Linked DNA regions of Homo sapiens: all the other regions are linked to region 2. The links are chromatin contacts, found by Hi-C or POLR2A ChIA-PET in ENCODE. All regions are on one chromosome and are shown on one strand. Each heading gives the region's core, a stretch centred on a gene start or an enhancer-like site at or near the end of the contact. The rest is flanking DNA. Distances are from core to core; before and after follow the strand shown.

What was found. A loop is a pair of places that touch in the nucleus more often than their neighbours do. ChIA-PET counts read pairs that join two places held with the same protein, here RNA polymerase II (POLR2A). Pooled maps may share reads with other maps.
Region 1: a loop to region 2 is called in a map of B cell, with 12 times the contacts of the local background. The contact joins the promoter of B3GALT4 here to the enhancer-like site in region 2. A Hi-C loop is called at or near these places in 20 of 168 maps with a recorded cell type or tissue (B cell, CD4-positive, alpha-beta T cell, CD4-positive, alpha-beta memory T cell and 15 more), 35 of 37 single-sample maps with no recorded cell type and 26 of 50 pooled maps. POLR2A ChIA-PET finds 5 or more read pairs at or near these places in 25 of 52 experiments (A673, AG04450, B cell and 21 more).
Region 3: a map of B cell shows a loop between it and region 2 (13-fold over the local background). The contact joins the promoter of HCG25 here to the enhancer-like site in region 2. A Hi-C loop is called at or near these places in 5 of 168 maps with a recorded cell type or tissue (B cell, CD4-positive, alpha-beta memory T cell, CD8-positive, alpha-beta T cell and 1 more), 3 of 37 single-sample maps with no recorded cell type and 13 of 50 pooled maps. POLR2A ChIA-PET finds 5 or more read pairs at or near these places in 9 of 52 experiments (CD4-positive, alpha-beta T cell, CD4-positive, alpha-beta memory T cell, Caco-2 and 6 more).

What each region holds. Positions count from the first base shown.
Region 1 is chr6:33,275,205-33,279,745 of GRCh38, forward strand. It overlaps B3GALT4 (beta-1,3-galactosyltransferase 4), which reads left to right and starts at 1,919. Exons shown (of 1, transcript NM_003782.4): 1 at 1,919-3,621. The coding sequence starts at 2,216. The coding sequence ends at 3,352. RPS18 (ribosomal protein S18) reads left to right here. Exons shown (of 6, transcript NM_022551.3): 3 at 593-679; 4 at 761-862; 5 at 972-1,063; 6 at 1,187-1,307. The coding sequence ends at 1,262. WDR46 (WD repeat domain 46) reads right to left here. Exons shown (of 15, transcript NM_005452.6): 14 at 4,293-4,406; 15 at 3,904-4,170. The coding sequence ends at 4,072. RefSeq lists enhancers at 1,317-2,049, 2,784-3,515.
Region 2 is chr6:33,342,431-33,347,162 of GRCh38, forward strand. No RefSeq gene overlaps it. Among named protein-coding and RNA genes, the nearest start is that of SMIM40, 16 kb to the left of the region's middle. RefSeq lists a silencer at 4,649-4,732. Within about 2 kb of position 2,966, at least 12 of the 41 ENCODE cell types and tissues checked have a DNase peak (open chromatin) inside an H3K27ac peak, as active enhancers do; they include B cell, CD4-positive, alpha-beta T cell, CD8-positive, alpha-beta T cell and 3 more, where a contact is called at or near this core.
Region 3 is chr6:33,246,509-33,250,945 of GRCh38, forward strand. It overlaps HCG25 (HLA complex group 25), which reads left to right and starts at 3,028. Exons shown (of 5, transcript NR_044997.1): 1 at 3,028-3,147; 2 at 3,282-3,381; 3 at 4,108-4,203. It overlaps VPS52 (VPS52 subunit of GARP complex), which reads right to left. Exons shown (of 20, transcript NM_022553.6): 20 at 3,770-4,437. The coding sequence ends at 4,333. LOC105375022 (a long non-coding RNA gene) reads right to left here and starts at 365. Exons shown (of 2, transcript NR_187834.1): 1 at 231-365; 2 at 1-42.

The DNA of each region.
Region 1 (4,541 bases), core at 669-3,168, 68 kb before region 2:
TAGTGACAACTACATATGCTGAGCAATGGGGGAAAAAAAAGATACTGCCTGCTTTCAAAGGGTTGTCTGTAATACTAAATTCTGTGTTCATGATTCAGTCATACCCCTGAACAAAGTTACTTTTTTCTTTTTTTGAGACGGGGTCTCACTGTCGCCCAGGTTAGAGTGTGGTTGCGTGATCTTGGCTTGCTGCAACCTCCACCTCCTAGGTTCAAGCTATTCTGCTGCAGCCTCCCAAGTAGCTGGGATTACAGGCACCTGCCACCATGCTCAGCAACTTTTCTTGTATTTTTAGTAGAGACAGGGTTTCACCATGTTGGCCAGGCTGGTTTTGAACTCCTGCCCTCAATGTCATCTGCCCACTTGGGCCTCCCAAAGTGCTGGGATTACAGGCGTGAGCCACTGCGACCGGCCCAAAGTTAACCTTCTGTCGAACGGTTTATATCTGGAAAGGTGGGTGAGGAAAGGGTGACCTAGGGGATTGCAAAATAGATTATTGCAGATCCTACCTTTGTGAGCTTTTTGAATGAGGCTATAAAGGAATTTAAAAATCAGATTCAACACTAATTCCGAAACCCCTCACTTCATTCAGGGTGTGGGCCGAAGATATGCTCATGTGGTGTTGAGGAAAGCAGACATTGACCTCACCAAGAGGGCGGGAGAACTCACTGAGGATGAGGTGAGGACAAGGAAGGGGGCTGGGGGTGGGGTCAGCCTCAGAAAGGGGTCCATCTAGATCTGACCTTGGTCTGCCTGCCAGGTGGAACGTGTGATCACCATTATGCAGAATCCACGCCAGTACAAGATCCCAGACTGGTTCTTGAACAGACAGAAGGATGTAAAGGATGGAAAATACAGCCAGGTGTGTACTGAAATGAGGGCAGGATTAGAGGAAGGGTGGAGGGTCCTAACAGAATTGGGCATAGGAGGTCAGGGGATAAAACATCCCTTGCCCCCTCCTCTGAATCCAGGTCCTAGCCAATGGTCTGGACAACAAGCTCCGTGAAGACCTGGAGCGACTGAAGAAGATTCGGGCCCATAGAGGGCTGCGTCACTTCTGGGGGTGAGTGGGGGGTCTCATCTCCCTGCCTACCTCGACTCAGCATTCCTCCTACTCGCTCTTCTTTTTCCCCAACCTTTTGTTTCTGCTGTGCATGACCTGTGACTCTTCTCTTTTTACCTGCAGCCTTCGTGTCCGAGGCCAGCACACCAAGACCACTGGCCGCCGTGGCCGCACCGTGGGTGTGTCCAAGAAGAAATAAGTCTGTAGGCCTTGTCTGTTAATAAATAGTTTATATACCTATGGCTTCCTGTCCTTTCTGTCCATTCTAATAGGGAATGTTAAAGTGCTGGGTCCTTTTTCCATTTAGAGCTGCCCTACTCAGTTGCCCACACAGTGCTATTAGTTTTAGCAGTGGTGATGCTGCAGACCCCCCAGTCTCCCTATATGTAGCTAGTGATGTCCCTCTCTGTAAAGAGAAATGTGAGGGTAAAACAGTTCAGCCTTGAGGGGCTGACCCAGACCAGTTTAGAGACCAACACCCTGGGGTTGGTGTGCAGCATCATTGTGGAGTGGGTTAGCTGAGCCTAGCCAGTTGCAGTTAAGGTGAGTTTGCAGGTCTTGGTCACTCTGGGTTTTTTTGTTTTTGTTTTTGTTTTCTTTTAAGGGGTCATCTAGTCATAAGGGAAAATCCTTCGGGCTGTGACCGAAGCAACAAAGGCAAAAACGCGGACGTTGGTTATGAAGGGTGTGGTCTCCCTGGTGGAGTACGTCGGTGGGTTGGGATGGGGAGCGGCTGGACAGACCGGTCTCACTCCGTTTGGTGCCACTCCACCCGCCCGGGTTTCCGCGCCCTGCCGCGCTGCTCCGACGCCGCTTCCGGCGGGGATGGGAGCGCGCAACGCGGAAGCGGGCGGCAGACCGGCCGCCGGGGCGAGGCGGGGGAGGGGCCGTGAGTGCCGCAGTCGGCCAGCCATGGAGCGGAGCTTGCTGGCGGCGAGGCCGCGGCGACAAGGTAGCCACCCCCGCAGCATGCCTCGACCGCGGTCCGCAGCTGCACCGCCTCTCCCCGCCCCCCAGGGTGCGCTGGTCCCGGTCGCGCGCTCAGACCTCCGCATCCCGGGCGTGGTCGGTTAAGTCCCCGGCCGTGACCCAGGCCCGGGGAGCTAGTCTCCGCCCTTCGCTCTTACGGATCCCCTCGGAGTACGCCGCACCATGCAGCTCAGGCTCTTCCGGCGCCTCCTTCTCGCCGCTTTGCTGCTGGTGATCGTCTGGACCCTCTTCGGGCCTTCGGGGTTGGGGGAGGAGCTGCTGAGCCTCTCACTAGCCTCCCTGCTCCCAGCCCCCGCCTCACCGGGGCCGCCCCTGGCCCTGCCCCGCCTCTTGATCCCCAACCAGGAAGCTTGCAGTGGTCCCGGGGCCCCTCCCTTCCTGCTCATCCTGGTGTGCACGGCTCCGGAGAACCTGAACCAGAGAAACGCCATTCGGGCTTCGTGGGGCGGGCTGCGCGAGGCCCGGGGGCTCAGGGTACAGACGCTATTCTTGCTGGGAGAGCCGAACGCACAGCACCCCGTGTGGGGTTCCCAGGGGAGTGACCTGGCCTCGGAGTCAGCAGCCCAGGGGGATATCTTGCAGGCCGCCTTCCAGGACTCCTACCGCAACCTCACCCTAAAGACCCTCAGCGGGCTGAACTGGGCTGAGAAACACTGCCCCATGGCCCGATACGTCCTCAAGACGGACGATGATGTGTATGTCAACGTCCCTGAACTGGTATCAGAGCTGGTCTTGCGAGGGGGCCGTTGGGGGCAATGGGAGAGAAGCACGGAACCCCAGAGAGAGGCTGAGCAGGAAGGAGGCCAGGTTTTGCACAGCGAGGAAGTGCCTCTTCTGTACTTGGGCCGGGTGCACTGGCGCGTGAACCCCTCTCGGACACCGGGGGGCAGGCACCGCGTATCAGAGGAGCAGTGGCCTCACACCTGGGGCCCCTTTCCACCCTATGCCTCAGGCACGGGGTATGTGCTGTCAGCGTCTGCTGTGCAGCTCATTCTCAAGGTGGCCAGCCGGGCACCCCTTCTCCCATTAGAGGATGTCTTTGTGGGGGTAAGTGCCCGACGAGGAGGCCTCGCCCCAACACAGTGTGTCAAGCTGGCTGGTGCCACCCACTACCCGCTAGACCGGTGCTGCTATGGGAAATTCCTGCTGACGTCCCACAGGCTGGACCCCTGGAAGATGCAGGAAGCCTGGAAGCTGGTGGGTGGCTCTGACGGGGAAAGGACTGCGCCCTTTTGCTCCTGGTTCCAGGGAGTCCTGGGCATCCTGCGGTGTCGAGCAATAGCCTGGCTTCAGAGCTGAGAGTGCCTGGGGCCACAGGAAAGGCAGGAACAGGACCTTCTCTCTCCCAGGCCCAACGCAGGGGCCCTCACTGGCTGCAGCTGATCTGTTTCCTTATACCAGATCCTCAGTCTCACTAAAGACAGCGATATGGGAGACACCCAGGGGCCTGGCCCGCCAGCCCAAAAGATGGTCATCGGGAAGAGAAAAAGAAAAAAATGCTGCAGTTGTTCTCTCAAGCTAGGGCAGAAGAGGGGTGTCAAGCTCCTCAATAAACTTGTCTCCACTTCTTCGAGTGCAGTGTGGTCTTCACCAGGACCCCCAGAACACCACAAACCTGGAGAGCCCAGAGGCTGCCAGACCCTGCTGCATGGGAAGGACATCTCCAGGGACATGGGAGAGAGGACAGCCTCTCTGAGGAGGAAGGCCCCTAAAAGGCAAAGCTAAGGCCACAGCAGCCACAAGGTATGGGGTGGGGGTAGAGGCAGGACACTGACCCCTCCGATCCTAGAATGGCCTCATGCTTGGCAAGGGGGAGGGGAACAGGTCCACAAGATGATCCAGACACATTATCCAAAAAATCGCTTTCCTCTTTAATACCAACCCACCCCAGGAGACAGCTGTCCACCCCCAGTTGGGGAAGGGGCCACACTGCCCCCACCTCCTTGTTCCAGGGAACACTCATTTCCCTACAGGTGATCTTGGGGAGAGACTGTTCCCAGGCAACCCTGGAGTCTGGCTCAGCGCACAAATCTGTCCAGGGCAGATGGCCGGGCCCCCGTGGGCTTGGCCTTCGCCTCCTTATGATGCTGCTGCTGAAGGCTCTGCCGGACCTTGTCCTGGGGACCGGAGACGGGGAGGACACAGGCACAGAGTGAGAAGTGGCAGGCTGACAAGGGCAGAGGCACAAGCAGGAGGGTGCAGCCTGTGGAAGGCCCGGCCCATGCCAATGCTCATTTACCCTGTGTTCCTCATCCATGACCTTCCTCTTCCTCTTCACCAGGCTTGCCGTGGAGCTGCGGCCCTTCTGCTTTGGCTTTGGCTGGAAGGGAGCCTTAGCCTGCGGGTCATAGCCCTGAGGGAGGGGACAGGAGTGATATCTGTTACAGCCTCGGAGTCAGGGAACTGGCAGCACCCACCTGCTGGCCGCACTTCTGGGGACAAGCCATGGTGGGGAGAGGATGTGGGGGAGAAGACGGGCCTGGGCATT
Region 2 (4,732 bases), core at 1,716-4,215:
CTGCAATCTCTGCATCTCAGGTTCAAATGATTCTCTGCCTCAGCCTCCCAAGTAGCTGGGATTTACTGGCATTTGCCACCATGCCTGGCTAGTTTTTGAATTTTTTTAGTAGAGACAGTGTTTTGCCATGTTGGCCAGGCTGGTCTGTACCTAATTTTGTATTTATACTTTTGGTTTTTTTTTTTTTTTTGAGACGGAGTCTCGTTCTGTTGCCCTGGCTGGAGTGCAGTGGCGTGATCTCAGCTCACTGCAACCTCCGCCTCCTGGGTTCAAGCGATTCTCCTGCCTCAGCCTCCTGAGTAACTGGGATTATAGGCACTCACCACCGTGCCTGGCTAATTTTTATATTTTTTTTTAGTAAAGATGGGGTTTGGCCATGTTGGCCAAGCTGGTCTCAAACTCCTGACTTCAGGTGATCTGCCCACCTCGGCCTCCCAAAGTGCTGGGATACTTTTGGTATTCTTTCTCTTAAAACAGGTATCCAAAATTGTACACGTGTCAGCCTCCCACCAACCTACATCTGCTGCACTTGCAGAGATAGAGTCTATATATATAAGCATGTATTAATATATATAAGTGTATATGTATAAATGTATACATACATATAAATACATGATCACTACTCTTTTCCTTGCTTTTCCTCACTTAATACCTTGAAATCAAACAGAGAGGTGCTTCCTTCTTTTTTTTTTTCGGAGTCGGAGTCTTGTTCTGTTGCCCAGGCTGGAGTGCAGTGGCCCAATCTCGGCTCACTGCAACCTTCACCTCACAGGTTTAAGTTTTTCTTCTGCCTCAGCCTCCCAAGTAACTTGGACTACAGGCGCACACCACCATGCCTGGCTAATTTTTGTATTTTTAGTAGAGATGGGGTTTCACCATATTGGCCAGGCTGGTCTCGAACTCCTGACCTCATGATCCTTCTGACTTGGCCTCCCAAAGTGCTGAGATTACAGGCTTGAGCCACCACGCCCAGCCTCTTTTTTTTTTTTTTTTTTTAAATTTAATTTAATGGAGATGAGTTCTCTCAATATGTTACCCAGAGTAGTCTCAAATTCTTGGGCTCAAGTGATCCACCTACCTTGGCCTCCCAAAGTGCTGGGATTATAGGAGTGAGCCACCGCACCCGACCCCTTGTTTGTTATAGTGCTCCCTTGACTCTCAAAAATGTCCAGTGTAGGCCAGGCGTGGTGGTTCACACCTATAATCCCAGCACTTTGGGAGGCCAAGGCAGGTGGATCACTTGAGGTCAGGAGTTTAAGACTTGCCGGGCTAACATGGTAAAACCCTGTCTACAAAAAATACAAAAATTAGCTGTGCGTGGTGGTGCGCACCTGTAATCCCAGCTACTCAGGAGGCTGACTGAGGCAGGAAGACTGCTTGAACCTGGGAGGCAGAGGCGGAGGTTGTAGTGAGCTGAGATTGTGCCACCGCACTCTAGAGCAAGACTCCATCTCAAAAAAAAAATGTCTAGTGTAAATGTATGTTCTTTGAAGTAGAATTGCTAGGTCAAAGAATACGTAAATACTTGATTTGGGTAGATATTTTTAAAATGCTTTCTGTAGAAGCCGCACCAGTGTACCTTCCTTCCTGTCGGCAATGTGTGACAGTACCAGTTTCCTTTCCCCACCCCATCAGCTGAGTGTGTTATCAAACTTTTTTTTTTTTTTTTTTTTTGAGACAGAGTCTCTCTCCATCGCTCAGCCTGGAGTGCAGTGGCATGATCTCGGCTCAATGCAACCTCCACCTCCTAGGTTCAAGCCATTCTCATGCCTCAGCCAATAGCTGTGATTACAGGTGCATGCCACCACCGGCTGATTTCTGTATTTTTAGTAGAGACAGGGTTTTGCCATGTTTTTTTGTTTGTTTTGAGACAGGATCTTTCTCTGTTGCCCAGGCTAGAGTGCAGTGGCATGAACATGGATGGTTCACTGCAGCCTCGACCTCCTGGGTTCAAGTGATCCTTTTGTCTCAGCCTCCCAAGTAGCTGGGATTCCAGGTGGGAGCCACCATGCCCTCCTAAACTCTACCTTTTGGTGAGAGTGACTAGCCACCAAGGCACACTGTAAAGGCCTCAGATAACAGGAAGTGGTAGAGAACTGCAGCCAATCTAACACCTAGACAAATTCAAGGTGGGACCTATCAGGTACTATGCTTGTTACTTGGGTGATTAAATTACCTGTACACCAAAGCCCCATGACACACACTTTACCTATATAAGGAACCTACACATGTACCCCTGAACCTAAAGTAAAAGTTAAAAAATAAAATAATATAATTCAAAGTTTGGGCTACAGAGTATAAGTGAGAGATATTCAGCTACTGGGAGTTTATAAAAGACACACAAACATCGCACAAGAGCAAAAGTCAATTTGAACATCCACCACAGCCAGAGGAAACCAAAACCACTTCCAGTGTATGGCCGTCAGGTAAAGCATTTTGTCCCCCTCACCTCCTCTGCTTCTGGCTGTGAGGGAGAGGGTGGAGAGTCAGACACAGGAAGGCAAGAAAGAAATTCTTGAGGAAGCCAGCCACTCTGCCAGTTTCACACTGGCAGCTTCCCATGTCAAACCACTCAGTCGGAGCTGGCCGAGAGAAAAAACGTAATTCAGAATGATGCTTGGAGGATTTTTTTTTTTGTTCCAAGGATTGAGCAGGTATGCTCTGTGGCCTGCCTGAGTTATCTTTCATGGGCAATGGAAGAACTAGCCCCACACAACATATTTAAAGGGGTGGGGACACTTGAGTGTGGGGGGTGCACAGCAACATATTCAAGCTTATGTACATGGCATCTGAGGTCGGGGCATGGAAGAATACTGAGGCACTGTGTGTATGTTATTTGTGCGTGAGAATGAAATTCCTTGACCCTGAAAACAGGACAGGGAGTGGAGTGTGTGGTGTGATAAGGAACGCTGAAAACAGCCTCCTGAGAATGCGGTTTGAGTGCTTTTACGAGGCCGCAGGTGTCTCACGACCCGACCTCAAAAAGCCATCTAGTGGATGTTTGTGGTTTAACAAGCACTTTCAATAAATACTTGGCAGACGGATGCTGGGGCGGGTTCTCTTAGAAGAAATGCCCCCCCCATTCCCCCGGCCCCACTCAGCTGGAATTGTCTAAGAACTCATTCTTGGCGTTCACTGCAAGCTATAAACTCTGCAAGTGGTGCACCCGACGTGATCGCCTTGAAGTTATGCGTGAAAGGAGGAGAGCTCATCAATTTTAAGAAAATCCCGGTAAGGGACAGTCCTGACTACCATCAGGTGGACAGGACCCACGCGAAAAATACCAGGGGTTCGGTTATCATGGGTCAGGAAATGAACAAAGAATAATTTTTTTTTTTTTTTGAGATGGAGTCTCACTCTGTCGCCCAGGCTGGAGTGCAGTAGCGTGATCCCGGCTCACTGCAACCTCCACCTCCCTGGTTCAAGCTATTCTCCTGCCTCAGCCTCCTGAATAGCTGGGATTACAGGTGCACGTCACCCCACAACAGGACTTAATTAACCTTGCCTTCAAGGTGTACAATAATAGAGAAAAGTTACAATTACTTGCCTCTGCTGTGAGACAAAACCCAGCTGCACCTCCAGCACACGAGAACTTCAAAATGCCTAAGCCGCACATGCCTAAACCGCAGTGGTCAAGCATTCCTACAGGACCTTCTTCATCAGGATCTTGCTTCAAGTGCCAGAAATCTGGCCACTGGGCCAAGAAATGCCCACAGCCCGGGATTCCTCCTAAGCCGTGTCCCATCTGTGCAGGACCCCACTGAAAATCAGACTGTCCCACTCGCCTCGCAGTCACTCCCAGAGCTCTGGGATCTCTGGCCCAAGACTCTCTGACTGACTCCTTCCCAGATCTTCTCAGCTTAGCGGCTGAAGACTGATGCTGTCTGATCACCTTCGAAGCCTCCCGGGCCATCACGGACACTTTGGGTAACTCTTACAGTGGAGGGTAAGTCACCCTTCTTAATCAATATGGAGGCTACCAACTCCACATTACCTTCTTTTCAAAGGCCTATTTCCTTTGCCTCCATAACTGTTGTGGGTATTCATGGCCAGGCTTCTAAACCTCTTAAAACTCCCCAACTCTGGTGCCAACTTGGACAATATTCTTTTATGCACTCCTTTTTAGTTATCCCCACCTGCCCAGCTCCCTTATTAGGTCGAGACATTTTAACTAAATTATCTGCTTCCCTGACTAATCCTAGGCTACAGCCACATTTCGTTGCTGCCCTTTTCCCCAGTTCAAAGCCTCCTTCACGTCCTTCTCTTTTATCTCCTCACCTTAATCCACAGGTATGGGACACCTCTACTCCCTCCCTGGTGAACTATCCACGCCCATTACTATCCCATTAAAACCTAATCACCCTTACCCCGCTCAATGCCAGTATCCCATCCCACAGCATGCTTTAAAAGGATTAAATCCTGTTATCACTCACCTGTTACAGCATGGCCTTTTAAAGCCTATAAACTCTCCTTACAATTCCCCCATTTTACCTGTCCAAAAACCAGATAAGCCTTACAGGTTAGTTCAGGATCTGCGCCATATCGACCAAATTGTTTTGCCTATCCACCCTGTGGTGCCAAACCCATATACTCTCCTATCCTCAATACCTCCCTCCACAACCCATTATTCTGTTCTAGATAAACCTAGCTGACCCCATAGATCCTAAATCCTTTCTCCTCTCCCCTTTCCATTCCTTAAAACACAGCTCCCACACTAGCTCTCCATGACTCA
Region 3 (4,437 bases), core at 1,778-4,277, 96 kb before region 2:
CTGTCCTTTCCAAAGACCGCCTGTTCAGCTTTTCCTTCAGTTCTGTAAATATTTTTTCAATAATTTACTATTACTTATTAATCTGTTGCTTCTCTACAACCGGCTGCCTCCTCAGCTCCATGACTCCCAGCCTGGAGTCATAGAACAAAAGCTGAATGTGGGCACAGAAGGTTCAGCCACTGAGTGCCTATATGGTTTTGAACTCATTATTTGAAATTCAAGCTCATTACCTGAAACAGGAAGAACACCTCCTCATAAGGCTGGTATGTGAATTCAATTAGATGAAATATGTGCTCTCCGAGATCAAGGACTTTGATTTAGTCTCTGCTGAATCCGCAGTGCCTATCACAGAACACAGAGAAGAGCTTCAATAAATGTGTTGGTTTAATGACAACTGCTTCTGAAAACACTTTGTTAACGCTAGTACGTAACATGAATAGCTGTGTCCATTATGTCCAGGGTGAAGTCAGCCAATTTCGATTCTCCTCTCCTTAAAGTTTTGTCTTGCTTTCTCTTTCTTTCCTTGAATCTTCACACTAAATCTACTTTGTTTTTTAATTTTTTAAAAAGAGATAGGGTCTCACTCTGTCACCCAGGCTGGAGTGCAGTAGTGCAATCATAGCTCACTGCAATCTCTAACTCCTGTTCTCAAGCAATCCTCCTGCCTCAGCCTCACAACTAGCTGGGACCACAGGCATGGGCCACCATGCTTGGCTTTTTGCTTTTTTTTTTTTTTTTTTTTGGTAGAGATGGGTCTCCCTATGTTGCCCAGGCTAGTCTCAAACTCCTGTGCTCAAGATCCTCTGGCCTCTGCCTTCCAAAAGGATTACAGGCATGAGTCACCACCCTGGGCCTCTGACTACTTTATTTTAAAGCCCAGCCAATTTATATCTTTTTATTATTATTATTATTATTATTTTTGAGACAGAGTCTCACTGTCACCCAGGCTGGAGTGCAGTGGCCATCTCGGCTCATTACAACCTCCGCCTCCCAGGTTCAAGCGACTCTCCTGACTCAGCCACCCTAGTAGCTGGGATTATAGGCAGGCACCACCACGCCAGGCTAATTTTTGTATTTTTAGTAGAGATGGGTTTTCGCCATATTGGCCAGGCTGGTCTAGAACTCCTGGCCTTAAGGGATCTTCCCGCCTCGGCTTCCCAAAGTTCTGGGATCCCAGGTGTCAGCCACCTCGCCAGGCTGCTTGATATCTTAAAATCAGAAAAGCCACCCATCTTAAGTGGAGGGTGGGTGGGTCCATATTTACAGGAATGGAAGAAAGGAGGATGTTCCCTCTCTTTTGTCCACGTTCAGCAGCTCTGAAATTAATGCCAAGGCGAGCAAACGCCCGCCCCCCACCCCCTGCCGCCCTCGCCTTATGCCGAGACTTTGCTGTTGAACACGAAGTAAACGTTTCCCAGAAAGCCCAGTTTAAGAAACAATTCAGGGCGAGGTGAGGGCACAAAGGTAGAGAAATAAGGGGAAATGATATTTCTTTAAAGAACAGAGATCCCTGAATAGCACCGGGGGCCGTTACAGCCCATGAGGACATCTCCGAGTCCTTCTATATGACACTAGGGACCCCCGTGCCATATACAGACACTGTTCTCAGAGATTAGGAGGGGGAAAGAGGATATTGCCACAGTTCTGTCCTTCGAAATGACTCCAGATGCTTCTGAGTCTGTGAGGCCCCTGTGTCCGTCATCAGCAAAACAAGTGAGGGAGAAGTTTGAGGAGTGATGACCCTAGCAGTTATGGGTTTAAGCCTGGGAATCTTAAGCCACAGAGCAGAGGATTTGGGGGCTGAAGAAAAAGACCCTCCGCAGCTTCAGCGCGAAGAGGGCGGCGGGGACCGGGGTGGTGGGGGTGGAACCTCGCCGCCTTCCGAAGCAGGAGTAAGCTGCAGAGGCTGCGCGGGGGTTTGAGCGGAGCGAGAACAGCTCCTTCCCTTGATCATGCTGCCCTCCGGAGGTCAGTTTAGGTATCGCCGCTCCCTTTCACGCTGTTTTGTCTCTTCACCGTCTGTTCTGGATCATCCTGTCCAGAGAGACCGTTGGGTCAGAGGGTTCCTGTGGACCCCTGGGGCGAGCTTAATGTCCCCGAAAACTGCGTGCTCCAGTATCACTTGAATGCCCACCGGGTTCCGGAATCACGAGTCTCCAGAGCTGTCCCTTCGCCCCACGGCTCACATTCCAGGTCTGCCCCTCAGTGACTTCTGCAACAACACGCGCTTCTCGATCAGCTCTGAGGATTTGGGTTCTGCGACGGACAGGGGAAGGAAAGAAGGAAGGCTGTGAAGAACCGTGGTGCCTGCCTGCACAGCCCTCCTCGCGTGCGAGCATTAGTTGGCTAAAGTCGCCTGTCTCGACAGTCTCCCCTGCGGGGTATCTGGGGACCCTTTCTTTGGGAATCCACGCTCTTTGTCAGAGTAGCCAATGCCTCTCCTGTCCAAAATCTCATACCCTTGGCCCTTCTCCCGTCCTCGCGCTGAGGCTGGAGTCAGGTCAAATGTCAGAACATCTGGATGTCCCAAGAGTGACACCTGGGAGTGGGTGGGCAAGAAACCAGTAGCGGGAAGGGAAAGTGGAGGAGCAGAGGATTCCCGGGGCCGGCGTCTGGGGTGAGCTCGCGGCCCCTCAGAGCCTGGCACATCGCCGCCTGGCATCCGGCAGGCGTGAGGGAACGCATAGCGCAGCGAGTCAGGCGGGGTAAACCCGGAGCAACGCGGAGGCGGTGATCTGGGCAAGGGCGAGGTCAGTTAAGGACGCAGTTCTGGCCCCGCCCTCAAGGCACGCCTGGCCAATCAGGAATCGCTGATTCACCAAGCCTCTCCTCCTGCGCTCGCCCTCTTCTGCACTTCGGTCTCAGGCGCAAACACGTTCAAAGTCGCTAGGCCAAAGCGCTGAGATACGGTTTCCCAAGCCAATTAGAGAGCGGCTCTCGGATATGGGGCGGAACCCTGAAAAGGCGAGAGCTGAGATGCCGCTCCGTTCTGCCTTACCACGCCGCCCCCCAGCGTCCGCCAATTAGGAGAGCCCGGAGCCGGATCCACTCTCAGCCTCAGGAAGCAGCAGCCTCCGCTCCGCGGCGGGTGTGCTCGGCAGTCACAGACCCACTCAGGACACCTCCCGTTGCCGACGGGCTAGACCTGCATCCGAAGGGCCTAAGCGGGGAGGAACCGCTTTCCACCACTCTCCAGGGACCTGGGGAGGGAATGTTTAGGCCGTAGGGGTGGAGGACACAGGAAACGTAACATTTTTCCTTAACTGCGCCTCTCTTCTTAGGCCTTAAAGGGGTCCCCGTGTCTCTCCAGTCTAGAGCCTAAGTTCAAACGAGGCGTATAGGCGAGGACAGCAGGAAGGCTCCAAGTCAAACAAACGGATGGTACGAATTTCGCCTGGTCTAGCCCTGCCCCAACGGTGTGGGTGTGGGTTGGGTGCTGCAGCCCCCGAGCAAGGGGCTGTCACAGCCACAACCAGAGGAGCTATGGAGCTGCTACGGAGGAGGGATTCCAGAGTCAGCTTGGGCTTGTCCCAAGGGAGCCCTTGGGACAGTGTCTGGGGCTGCGCGGCCTGGTTCTCATCCCTTGCAGCATCTGCTATTTTAGCCAGGGGCCACCTTCCTCCAATGGCCTGGGAGTAGCTAGAGGTTAGAGGTTACACCCACCAGAAGGGATGTAAGCCCAGGAAGTAGTCAGAAAGGAAAGGTCATTCTAGAGATGGGGCCACCTGAAAAACCTTCAGGAGGAAGGAGAAAGGAAATGGGATAAGTGTCATGTCATACTAAATATTTATTTTCTGCAGACTGACTTCGGAGTAATTCTTGAGCCAGGAGGGGAGAGGTTAGTGTTCAAATTGCTGAGATCTTAGGTCAAAAAGCTACAGAAAAGAAATCACTTTGAAAAACACAATGACTCAGAGGCAGTCACCCCTTGCCAGCAATTCCAAGAGCTGAGGAGGCTTCATGCCTCAGGACATGGTGACTAGTTGAGTGAACCAGAGATTGAGGCAGTGGTTTTTACAGGGGAAGAAACAAGCCTTGGGTGTATGGGAGCAGGAAAGGAGGGTGACAGACTGGAGAAATGATAAAGGCCATTTTGGAAGCCCACAGGGAAGTGGTCTTGGGAAACCTGAAGACACTGGGATATTCAGAAGGCCAAGGGGATCCAGCTTATCCTGTTGGGCAAGGTGCTGGGAGTGAAGGCAGGTAAGCCATGTCAAGGGCCTGGGAAGCAAGGGGAAAACTGGAAGGGGTACCCCAGGTGAAGAAGGGTATGGAATGGGGTGCAGAAGTCCATGGAGATGACCGGCAGATCTCAGGGCGGTTTCTGGCACATCAGAAGTTGGGCTTATGCTTCTTGAGCTCCACCATAAGGTGGTGAATGTTGATGAGCTCAGCCCGGGCAGGGAGGGCTCGGAGCTGCGGCTGGGACAGCACCCG